Regions from separate parts of the Homo sapiens genome. Here region 1 is linked to region 2. Evidence: chromatin loops called from intact Hi-C (ENCODE). Cell type or tissue: dorsolateral prefrontal cortex. All regions are shown on one strand. Links, peaks and the distances in the headings refer to the core of each region. The heading gives the core; the rest is flanking DNA. Region 1 overlaps KCNH1 (potassium voltage-gated channel subfamily H member 1). Region 2 overlaps KCNH1 (potassium voltage-gated channel subfamily H member 1).

Evidence for each region. Peaks named below come from ENCODE experiments on the same cell type or tissue, not always from the same donor. Only the 100,000 strongest peaks of a DNase experiment are listed, where the experiment ranks them.
Region 1: it touches region 2 in a loop (2.0-fold over the local background); 1 of 110 quality-filtered maps calls a loop at or near these places.

Annotation. Positions count from the first base shown.
Region 1 is chr1:210,948,011-210,953,392 of GRCh38, reverse strand. All of the region lies in intron 6 of KCNH1 (potassium voltage-gated channel subfamily H member 1), which reads left to right. Among named protein-coding and RNA genes, the nearest start is that of KCNH1-IT1, 180 kb to the left of the region's middle. RefSeq lists a silencer at 3,132-3,426. In dorsolateral prefrontal cortex, for the core only: a CTCF peak has its summit at 3,265 (motif pointing right); DNase peaks (open chromatin) are centred at 1,930 and 3,271; H3K27ac peaks cover 2,577 bases.
Region 2 is chr1:210,848,243-210,853,624 of GRCh38, reverse strand. The region is part of intron 7 of KCNH1 (potassium voltage-gated channel subfamily H member 1); the gene reads left to right. Among named protein-coding and RNA genes, the nearest start is that of KCNH1-IT1, 280 kb to the left of the region's middle. In dorsolateral prefrontal cortex, for the core only: a CTCF peak has its summit at 2,800; a DNase peak (open chromatin) is centred at 2,934; H3K27ac peaks cover 4,327 bases.

The DNA of each region.
Region 1 (5,382 bases), core at 249-5,248, 100 kb before region 2:
TCTAATAGAAATCTTATGGTGAGAACAGCCCACGTGGGTGCTGAGGGTGGATGCCAGCTTGCCCTGGGTTCAACCTGAGTGGTGAGGAGGTTGAGGCCAAGTGTGAATTTGTATTTCCAGAAAATGGTCTGTGCCTGGAGGGAGCAAAATACTTTATATTCACGTGATAGAGTTCCTTAAGATAGGGAATCCAGAGCAGAGCTGGAGGGCTTAGCCTTAAAATGGAAAAGTCTCACCCTTTGCTCTAAGAAAATAGAAAGGTAGCTATAGGTATAGGAATAATAATAGGTGTGGGAGAAAGATTGTGAGGGAGTTGATATTTGATAGCTTTGATTATCTGGGTCAAATAAAAGCTGGGGTACCTTTTGAAATTGAGTATGAAAAGTTGGAACAGCTATAATAGCACATTATAAAAGGAGCTAATCAAAAACCAACCAGTCAACCAATTAACCAACCAAATAAAAACCTCCATAAAAATATTACTGTGGTTGAAGCTACTGCATATGGTTGCCTAGCTTATGTAATGCACAAGAGTAGAGACACCAATAATATTCTCATGATAGTTTACCTGAATGATATTCCAAGGGTTGTGAAGTTTACAACCTCAACTGTACATGGAAGCCTTAGCTACAGGCTAGCCTGAAATTAGAAACCATTAATTTGCAGTAAGAACACTTGGCAGGTTTATGTGATTTTTTTTTTTTTCTCTAAGAGTGAGTCTTTGGGTTGATCCACAATATCCAAAGTTAGAGTGGACTTTTGGGAGCCATGGAGTAGTAAGACAAGAGGGCTGAATGTTGAAAATGATTGTTAGAGGGCAACAGAAATGACACACTTTAATCTTTATTCTAGCTCAGAGCTCTGTATGTTCTCCTGTTGCTGTACTGCAAGTATTATTGGTTTGTCTGATGCTTCCACAAGGTGTAAGCTCCATAAAGTGACCAGGCTTGATGTTTGTGCTTAGATCAGCACCTGCACATAGTAAGGACTCCATAAATCTCTGCTGGATAGACTGATAGAAAGATGAGGCTTTATGGGGAAGGAAGTTACATCATCAAGGAGTTATGCACCAGGGAGAAAGGAAAGATATGGTGTATATTTGAGTTTCAAGGGCTGGTGAAGTAGGAATAAGGGTGTGAATGAGCTGGAGGGAAGGGGTTTATGGCCAGAGATGAGTATATCAGTGTTTGATATTTTAGAATTAGTACAACCCTGTGAAGTGACAATTCCTTAGATATTGCCTGGGCAGTAGGTGCTGAGGGAGAGAGGAGGTAAAGAGACAGAGAGGAAGACCAAGTGCTCAGGTGCTAGGCAGCTTGTCTGGGTGACTGAAGAAATGTCACACAGGAAGATGTGGGCACTTGGAGGACTGTGTACCCCGCGCAAGTGTCCTCAGGGAGTGACAAAGAGTGGCTACAAGGTAGAGAGATAACAAGGAGGGCCAGAGGGGGCTGAAACGCATGGCTTAAAGCTCAAAGAAGAAAGGCTTTTGCATGAGGGAGTAAGGAGAACGTTCTAGAAAAGACAACAGTGTGCATCATATAGCTGTTTTCATTTAACAGGATGAAGGAGAGATGGCCTGAGTTCAGTCAGGGGGTTATTCTATTTGTACTGATATGGTTGTGTTGCTTTAGTCCTTACCCTGAACACCATATCTCTTTTTATATATAATAAATAATAATCGTAATAAGGGTTTGATATTTTAATAAAATTACACCATTACAGAAAAAGCATAATCTACTGGATTTTATCCTATTACCAATACGTTTTTCTATGCCTGAGGAAAGCTGATCCCGTTAACCCCTGGAACCATGACAAGAAGAGTATCTAGAAAGAAATGCTTCTGCTAGGCAGCGTTGTAAACTCAAACCGACAAACTGCCAGCAGATTGCATAGCTTCCAATAGCTAAACGCCAGAGGAGTGCGATCACAGCAGCTCTGGCTTGTTACATAAATTACATGCACAGCAGGTTCAAATGCTCCTAAAGCATCAAGAACGTTCTCCTTGACATATATTAGCATAAGTATTTCCATCTCATTTTCCCTCTGGATCTTATGCTTTACAAACCCTATCTGTAGTTTCCTCTTTATGTTTTCTCAGTTTTCCTGGATGCACGCAGGCTATGCCCCCTCACCCCCAAGCTACTCTTCGCACAGCACACCTGTATAGAGGGGGTCTGCCCCTAGTGGAGTTTCTGTCGTAGCCCTGTGGACAGAGCATGTCCACCCTGGTTCTTGGATGTCCTGAGTTGTGCTGTTTGAGTCTGCAGAGATTCTCACTGCACATTTAGGCTGAGTCTGTGTGGAAATACTCCCCTTCTCTCCGACTTTTAATTAAGAATGACTCTTTACCCATTTAACCTTTTAATGTCCTTTATAGCACTTTACACATTCAGATATAATCTTGTTAAACTTTTATTTTCTTTTGCTTATTTTTGTTTCTCCCACTAGAAGGTAAGTTCCATGAAGGCAGAGATCCTGTGCTTTGCTTAGTGTTGAATCTCCAGGGCTGGGCCTGGCACTTGAGGCCACTCAATAAGTAGCACTTTTTAGCCAGTATTTGTCAGTTGTTTCTATATTAAATCGAAGATTAAAGTACATACTTCATAGAGTTCTTGTGATGATAAAATGAGATGATATATCTGTCACATGAGTTAATAGTCCCAATAAGTGGCCGGTGGTAATTGGACACATTCTGGAGCCCTTGTTGAGGGCCTGTCTTTAAGAAATCTAAACTGATAGCAAAGACTTGGAACCAACCCAAAAGTCCAACAATGATAGACTGGATTAAGAAAATGTGGCACATATACACCATGGAATACTATGCAGCCATAAAAAATGATGAGTTCATGTCCTTTGTAGGGACATGGATGAAATTGGAAAACATCATTCTCAGTAAACTATCGCAAGAACAAAAAACCAAACACTGCATATTCTCACTCATAGGTGGGAATTGAACAATGAGATCACTTGGACACAGGAAGGGGAATATCACACTCTGGGGACTGTTGTGGGGTGGGGGAGGGGGGAGGGATAGCATTGGGAGATATACCTAATGCTAGATGACGAGTTAGTGGGTGCAGTGCACCAGCATGGCACATGTATACATATGTAACTAACCTGCACAATGTGCACATGTACCCTAAAACTTAAAGTATAATTAAAAAAAAAAAAAAGAAATCTAAACTGAGAAGTGAAGTGACAGCAGCTGTCAGCTTCCCACTTGCCCTCCCCTGCCTGGGCACTAGGTGGCACTCTGGAGGGAGACCAAGAAGAGGCTGTTACCTGGTGTTCAGAGAAGAATGAAGGTGGGAGAGAAACTGACTTATTTATACATCTGTTTTTGTTCTTGTTCTCTTTGTGTCTGTGTGGCTTGGCAATCTTTTCCTCACTGGCTTCTAGTTTTAGAAGTATACTCTGTTTGATTAAAGCAGGTTTCACATGGTTGATTTGCCGTTTTTCCATTCTTTCTTTTAAATATCCTCCTTATACCTAGCTGATTGATTCATAGCATCTTCGTATAATGTTATCTCATAATGTTGTTGCCAAGGCCTGGAATTGGAGTGAGCGGCTCCGTGTTTAGAATATAATTACTTTGCACCAGCTTGGAATGTGCCAAAATAATGACCAGATGAACAATTATAATGGGCGATATAGCTAATTGTGGCAGATCAGCAGAGAACACTGATCATATCACTAAAATCAACAGCAGAAACCTGGGCATTGGCTGGTGCAACCGATTCATTGCATTTATGAAGTGCTGTTTTGCGTGTTCCCCTCTAAGAGGAGCCAGGACCTGTGGGAGGTGGAAAAGTAGCAGAGGTCATGGGTGCTGCCCTTGATGTTACTGTCATGTTGGGAGAGAAAACAGACTGGGACGTAACAATTGAGGACTGTGTTAAAACAACAACAACTATGTTCACTTTGCTTAATAAAGCAAAGGGGTAATCTCTTTGGATGCAGGAAGACTTCTTGGAGTAGGTGAGCTTAGGGTTTGTTCTTGAGGCAAGTGGTAAGATTTGGGCTGACAGGGTTAAAGACATCGGAAAGGAACTTGAAATGCCAAAGCTGAGGAATAAGCAAGATGTGTACTGGGCTCCTCAAGGAGAGAAGGGTTGTGACACCTTGGTATATGGGACATGTGTTTGCAGAGGACAGAAGGGCTAGCTGACTCATGTTTGAATCTGAGGTTGGTCGGTTTTGAATTACTCTGGCAGTCCTTGGGGAGTTCATGGTATCTTTTTTCCCTTTAAGTATAAAAGGCTATAACAGCATTAAAGAAAATTATAATAAAAAAATTGTTCATTACATATCACTCTATCCCAGGAGTCAGCAAACTACAGGGCAAATCTAACCCACCATTTGTTTTTGGACACCCCATGAGCTAAGAATGGTTTTTACTTTTTTGAATAGTTGATGAAAGTCAAAAGAGAGGGATAATATTTTGTGACATGAGAAAATGATATGAAATTCAAATTTTAGCATCCATAAATAAAGTTTTGTTATAACCCGGGCATGTTTCTTCATCTGGATATTTTTTTCTTTTTTTTTTTTTCCTTTTTTTTGAGATGGAGTCTTGCTCTGTGGCCCAGGCTGGAGGGCAGTGGCGTGATCTCGGCTCACTGCATGCCTCCTGGGTTCACGCCATTCTCCTGCCTTAGCCTCCCGAGTAGCTGGGACTACAGGTGCCCACCACCATGCCTGGCTAAATTTTTTTTTGTATTTTTAGTAGAGACAGGGTTTCAGTGTGTTAGCCAGGATGGTCTCGATCTCCTGACCTTGTGATCCGCCCGCCTCAGCCTCCCAAAGTGCTGGGATTACAGGTGTGAGCCACTGTGCCCCACCTCCATCTAGATATTTTCTATGGCTGCTTTTGGACTATAATGGCAGCATTGAGTAGTTGTGACAGAGACTGTATGGCCAGCAAAGCCTGATGTCTGGCCCTCTACAGAAAATGTTTGTTGACCCCTGCCTTAACTCAATGATTTTTCATTTCTGCTTATTTCCTTCCTGTCTTTATCTAAAATGTGCACATAATTTACATAGCCATATTCATTTTTGTCTACAGCTTTTCTTTGTCAAACATTCTTCTATAGTAGTCATCATAACTAATTTTAATGAGCATGTATTTCTGTACTGCTTTATAATGTAAAAAATGCTTTGTATCCATTATCTTTTTTTTTTTTTTTAAAGAGACAGGGTCTTACTCTGTTGCTAGAGTATCACAGCTCACTGCAGCCTTGAACTCCTGGGCTTCAGTGATCCTCCCGTCTCAGCCTCCTGAGTAGCTGGGACCACAGGCATGTACCACCACACTCGGGCTAATTTTTTCCTTTTTTTTTTTTTTAATAGGGATGGGGTCTCACTATGTGGCCCAGGCTG
Region 2 (5,382 bases), core at 332-5,331:
TAAATGCTTCTCTGGTTAGTTGTACCCAATCAGGCTGGGCCTGGGCTCTGTAGAGTGCCCTTGAGGAATGCACTTGCCCACCAGGAGCCCTGGGTCCTCCTGTAGGACAGAGTTCTCTGGGGGATTTGAGATCCATTGGAAAGTTTCTGGCACTGTTGAGTCAGCAGGGTTGGCCTCTCATGACAAGCTCCAGCTCTCTCTGTTTATCATCTGCCTCAGTGGCCAAGCCTCTGGGGAGCAGTCCTGGCTACAAGGACTTTGCTGCATCTCAAACTTGGGCCACCTTCCAAACCTGGCTTTCTGTTATTTTGTGCCTGCTATGCTCTATACCATGGGCAAGGGGCTTTAGATGTGATCTCTTTTAAGCCACAGAGGCCCTACCAGGTAGGTGTTATCTCTGCTTGACAGAAAAAGAAACTGAGACTCAAAAAGGAACAAAAGTTTACGTGGCCAGTAAGTGGCAGAGCTAGGGGTTGAATCCAGCTCTGTCTCACTCCAGATCTCTTGCACTTTTTTACCATAGCCGCCAAACATTATCTTGGAAAAATGAACATTTTAGTGGTTTTTCTGTAGAGCTTTTGAGTGGCCTTATATTCATGCTTGATTTCCACTGGAAAAGCTAGCACATGATGGAAATGTTGGAACTAGGGAAAGAATAGAAGACAGGGGCCCCAAAAGAGGACATACCACTCAGATAAGATGTGATGTGAAACTCATCTTTTGAGCATAAACAGATGGCACAGTTGTGCCTAGAATTTCCACGTTGCCTTTGGCTGTATGGGTCTTCTTAATGGGATATCTAAGAAATTCTAACATCTTTTCTTGATTAGTAAAGCTAGTGTTTGTTCATGAAAGTAAGGGAACCATGGAATGATTTTAACCTGTAACCTACATAATGTTTGTGGCTTTAGAAGCATATATTGTTTCCCTTGGGCCAAGCGCGTTTGCCTAAATATTATTTAAATAGTGCATCCTTGACTTTGGTGGTTGAGGTAGGGGCTCTAAGGGTGAAATTCTCATTCCACAGGCGTTTTGTTTATTTTGTGGTTCACAAAGGACAAGGGGCTCTTTAAAAATTTTTTCCTCAGCAATCTGGGGACTAGAATCATTAAAATAGAAGGCTTCCTAGAAGTCACTTAGGTTAATTAAAATTTAAAATTTACTCTCCTGGTCAAAGAAAACCTTTGCATGCAGCCCATGTTGACTGAGGGCCTACTATGTGCTAGGCACAGCACTGCAGCTTTGCAGGACTTGGTTACTTTTCTTGGCTGCTCCCTCTCCAGCCTTCTCTCGCACCACCTCCTCTTGCTTCCCAAGCTCCCAGCTCCAAACACTTGAGCTTCTTTGAGCTTTTGAACATGCCAAGCCCCTCCTTCCCTCTGGGCCTTTGCCTATGATGTTCCGTCAGCCTGGAATCCCCCTTCTCCACTGTTTTCTCTGATGGCTTTTCCTCCTCCCTCACACATACTCCCCTTAGAGATGCTTTCTGTACCTCCAGAGGGAAAAAGCCTCATTCTCCATCATGCTTTCTTTCTAAGCACATTGTTTTTTTATTCTTCCAAACACTTCTAATTTGTAAATATATATTTGTTTCCTTATTTACTCTCTTTCTCTTCTGTTAGTCTTTAAACTGTGTGGGGGCAAAGGCCAAGTCTGATTTGCTCACCAGAATATCCTTAGCATTTAGCATGATTCCTGGCATGTAGTAGGCAGGGACTCAGTAAATACAGTCATGTGCCACATAACATTTCACTCAACAACAAACCGCGTAAAGGATGGTGGTTCCCATATGTTATAATACCATATTTTTACTGTGTCTTTTCTATGTTTAGGTATTTGTAGATACCCAGATACTTACCATCGTGTTATTATAGCTTACAGCATTTAGTACAGTAACAAGGCGTACAGGTTTGTAGCCTAGGAGCAACAGGCTATACCACATAGCCTGAGATTATAGTAGGTATCCCATCTAGGTTCATATGAGTATACTCTATGATGCTCACACAAGGATGGGATCACCTAAAAATGTATTTCCCAAACTGTGTCTTATTGTTAAGTGACACAAGATGGTATTTATTGATTTTTGAATAGGTATATCTCCAATTGATGAAACTAAAGGTCAGAGAGGTAATGTGACTCTCAAAGTTACCCACCTAGTGAATGGCAGAGGTATGACACTAATCTAGTTCCTGACTCTCAAATCCAGTGTTGCTTCACTTTACGGTGTCGTGTGACATTTATTTTAAGAACATAGCTTTCCTACCACACTGTTGGGATGATAGAAGTAGGTTATTTTGGCTGTAATAGTTATGTCTTAGCTCAAGAAATGAGAAAGTGAAAGAACAAGGTACCCAAACACACTAGACCAAGAACACTTTGAGGGAGACAACAACATGTTCTCTATTAGTTGGGAGCTTCTTGGGCTCAGGAGTCATCACTTTCCAAAGGCTGGCAGTGCTGTGACCAGAGAGAATCATTTAGCATTATTTAGTCAACTCAGAGAGAAAGCTGGATTAACTCCTTTTTCTGTGTCCCAGAGCAGACAGCACATGGCTTTGTCTTCTGAGGATACGTGGGCCATGAAGACAAATATTGAACAGCTCTTTAGGTGAGTGAGAAGGTTGATTTGGCAGCATGAGAATGCAGAGAGCTGCCTGCTCTCTTGCTGTGCCTGAAATGACCTTTTTGTGCATGAAATGAGAGATACTGAGCATGGCTGTTGGAGGCCAGTAGGCTCTAAAGAGGTAGAAGAGACATCTGGAACAAGCTCTAGAAAGTAGGCTTTTGATCTCCCCCAGGATGCTGATAAACAAAGCCTATTTTCCCTTTCCTCTGATGAAAAGCTTTATTGTGGCTTTCACTCACTGTGAATCATGATGTTAGAGTGGCATTGTTCTGCCTCTTGGCTTGCTGTTGAGACTGCTGTGTCAGGCCTGAGCTGGTGCCCCAAAGTCCCTCCAGAGTTCTTGCTTTGCCAAGGCCAAGCTAGCAGAACTGTGGGAGGAGTGATAGGCCTGCACATCTCCAAAGCCCCCTTTGGATTCAGCAGTTAATTTCTGGGTTCTGCATTTAACACAGATCCAAATGCTTTTTTAAAAAACATTTTTTCTTTTTGAGACAGAGTCTCACTCTGTCATCCAGGCTGGAGTGCGGTGACAGGATCTCGACTCACTGCAACCTCCGCCTCCCGGATTCAAGCGATTCTCATGCCTCAGCCTCCCGAGTAGCTGGAGCTACAGGTGCGCGCCACCACGCCCAGCTACTTTTTTTTGGTATTTTTTTTTTCTTCAGTAGAGACTGGGTTTCACCATGTTGGCTAGGCTGGTCTTAAATCCTGACCTCAAGTGATCCATCTGCCTCAGCCTCCCAAAAGGATGGGATTACAGGCCTGAGCCACCGCACCTGGCCCCAGATGTTTTTAGATAAAAGTTAATTATTTGCTTCATCTCTTCCTGCTAATCAGTGTCTTTCACAGCTCATGTATGAGCCTTGCACTTAGAGCTGCAAGTGTGCAAGTGACCTGCACACTTAGAGCTAGGGGAATGGTTACATTCTATCTAGTTTTGCTCATGATAATTTTGGTCACGAAGGAGATGCTAAAATTTTCTTTTTTTTCCCCACATTTTATTCTTTTTTATTCTGTAGATTTAACATGTCAATTATATCTTTATTTTTATTTATTTATTTTTTAAAATTTTATTATTATTTATTGTTCCTTCTAAGACACACAGTGCTGTGGTTTACCATGTGCTCCATGGACTTACACTTAAATCACAGACAGTAACAGCAGGAAGGGATTTATTGGTCATCTTTTCAAGGAGTTTCCACCCTGGGCTGTGGGCAAGTTTGGGAAAGGGGTGGGGTAGATGGAGCTCCTTCTTCTCCCATCTAAGTAGCTATTCTTTGTTTTACATATTGAACTTCTATTTGAATTGTTGCTTGATTAAAAGGCTCATGGCAGCTGGGCACAGTGGCTCATGCCTGTAATCCCAGCACTTTGGGAGGCTGAGGTGGGCGGATCACCTGAGGTCGGGAATTTGAGACCAGCCTAACCAACATGGAGAAACCCCGTCTCTGGTAAAAATACAAAACTAGCTGGGTGTGGTGGTGCATGCTTGTAATCCCAGCTACCCAGGAGGCTGAGGCATGAGAATCGCTTGAACCCGGGAGGTGGAGGTTGCAGTGAGCTGAGATCATGCCATTGAACTCCAGTCTGGGCAAAAAAGAGCAAAACTCCGTCTCAAAAAAAAAAAAAAAAAGAAAGAAAGAAAAGCACACACACGCAAAAAAAGGCTCATGGCTTAAAACCATGGTTTGACAAACTCTATTCTAATTCAAATCCTCCAAGGAGGCAATGGTAATCCAAATGAATCCTTACAGAAATTCTTAGAGGGAATTCTGTTGTTTTTAATTTTGTCTGAATTGTATCCATATAGTAGAATGTTTATAGGATTCTGTACAAGTATATGTATATTTTAATATGCACACATAATACACATACACATGTATGTATATGTGTAAGGCCAGGTTCCAATGCTCACATCTTTAAAGAAGGAGTTGATATCCTTCTATCTAGAAGTAATCTTGCATTGCCTTTTAGTGTACTACTTAATCTTTTTTTCTCTTAAAGTTATTTTACTTTGCCTTGAATTGTAATTAGTTGTGTACATTTCTTTCTCTGCTATACTCTAAGCTTTTTAAGGTCTAAGACACTTAACTCTTTACCTTTGTAACCTCTATAACACCTAATAATGTGCTCTGCCACACATGCAATTAAGGAATCTGTAGTTTATTTGAGAAGAATCATAAAGTAGAAAAAAAATTGAAATGGGGGCCCAGTTGGTAAGATGTTATTATGAAGTCAAATATATAGTATATTATTATGAAGCCAAAATTTCATGCTTGGGCCTCATAAGAACCTAATTTATTTTTCATACAGAAAAATGTCACGTGACCAAGATTCTATCTTGACCAACTATCTCGCAGATTTATGCTGTTATTCAAAAGATGGGACAGAGAAGATGGTACTTATGGCTCAGTGCAAATTAACTTCCATCACTGAAAAAAACAACTTTAGTTATAGGGCTTATCATAGAAGGCCAGTAATGTCAGTGATATAAAGGACTGCATGTGGGTGAGACGCTAGAGTCCACTCTTGCACTAATGATCTAGAACGTAGATTGTTAACATGGACTATTGAGTCTTGACAGAACTCAACTCACATGCAAATTAAATTGAATAGAATTTATAAAGACAAGGGTCAAGGAAAGTAGCCATGTGACCAACCAGTCAGTAAGAGAAATGTGAGCATTGGCAGATTTCAATGGTTCACGTACCCAATTCTTGGTGTCAAATCATTTTCTAAATTGTAAAATGACAGGA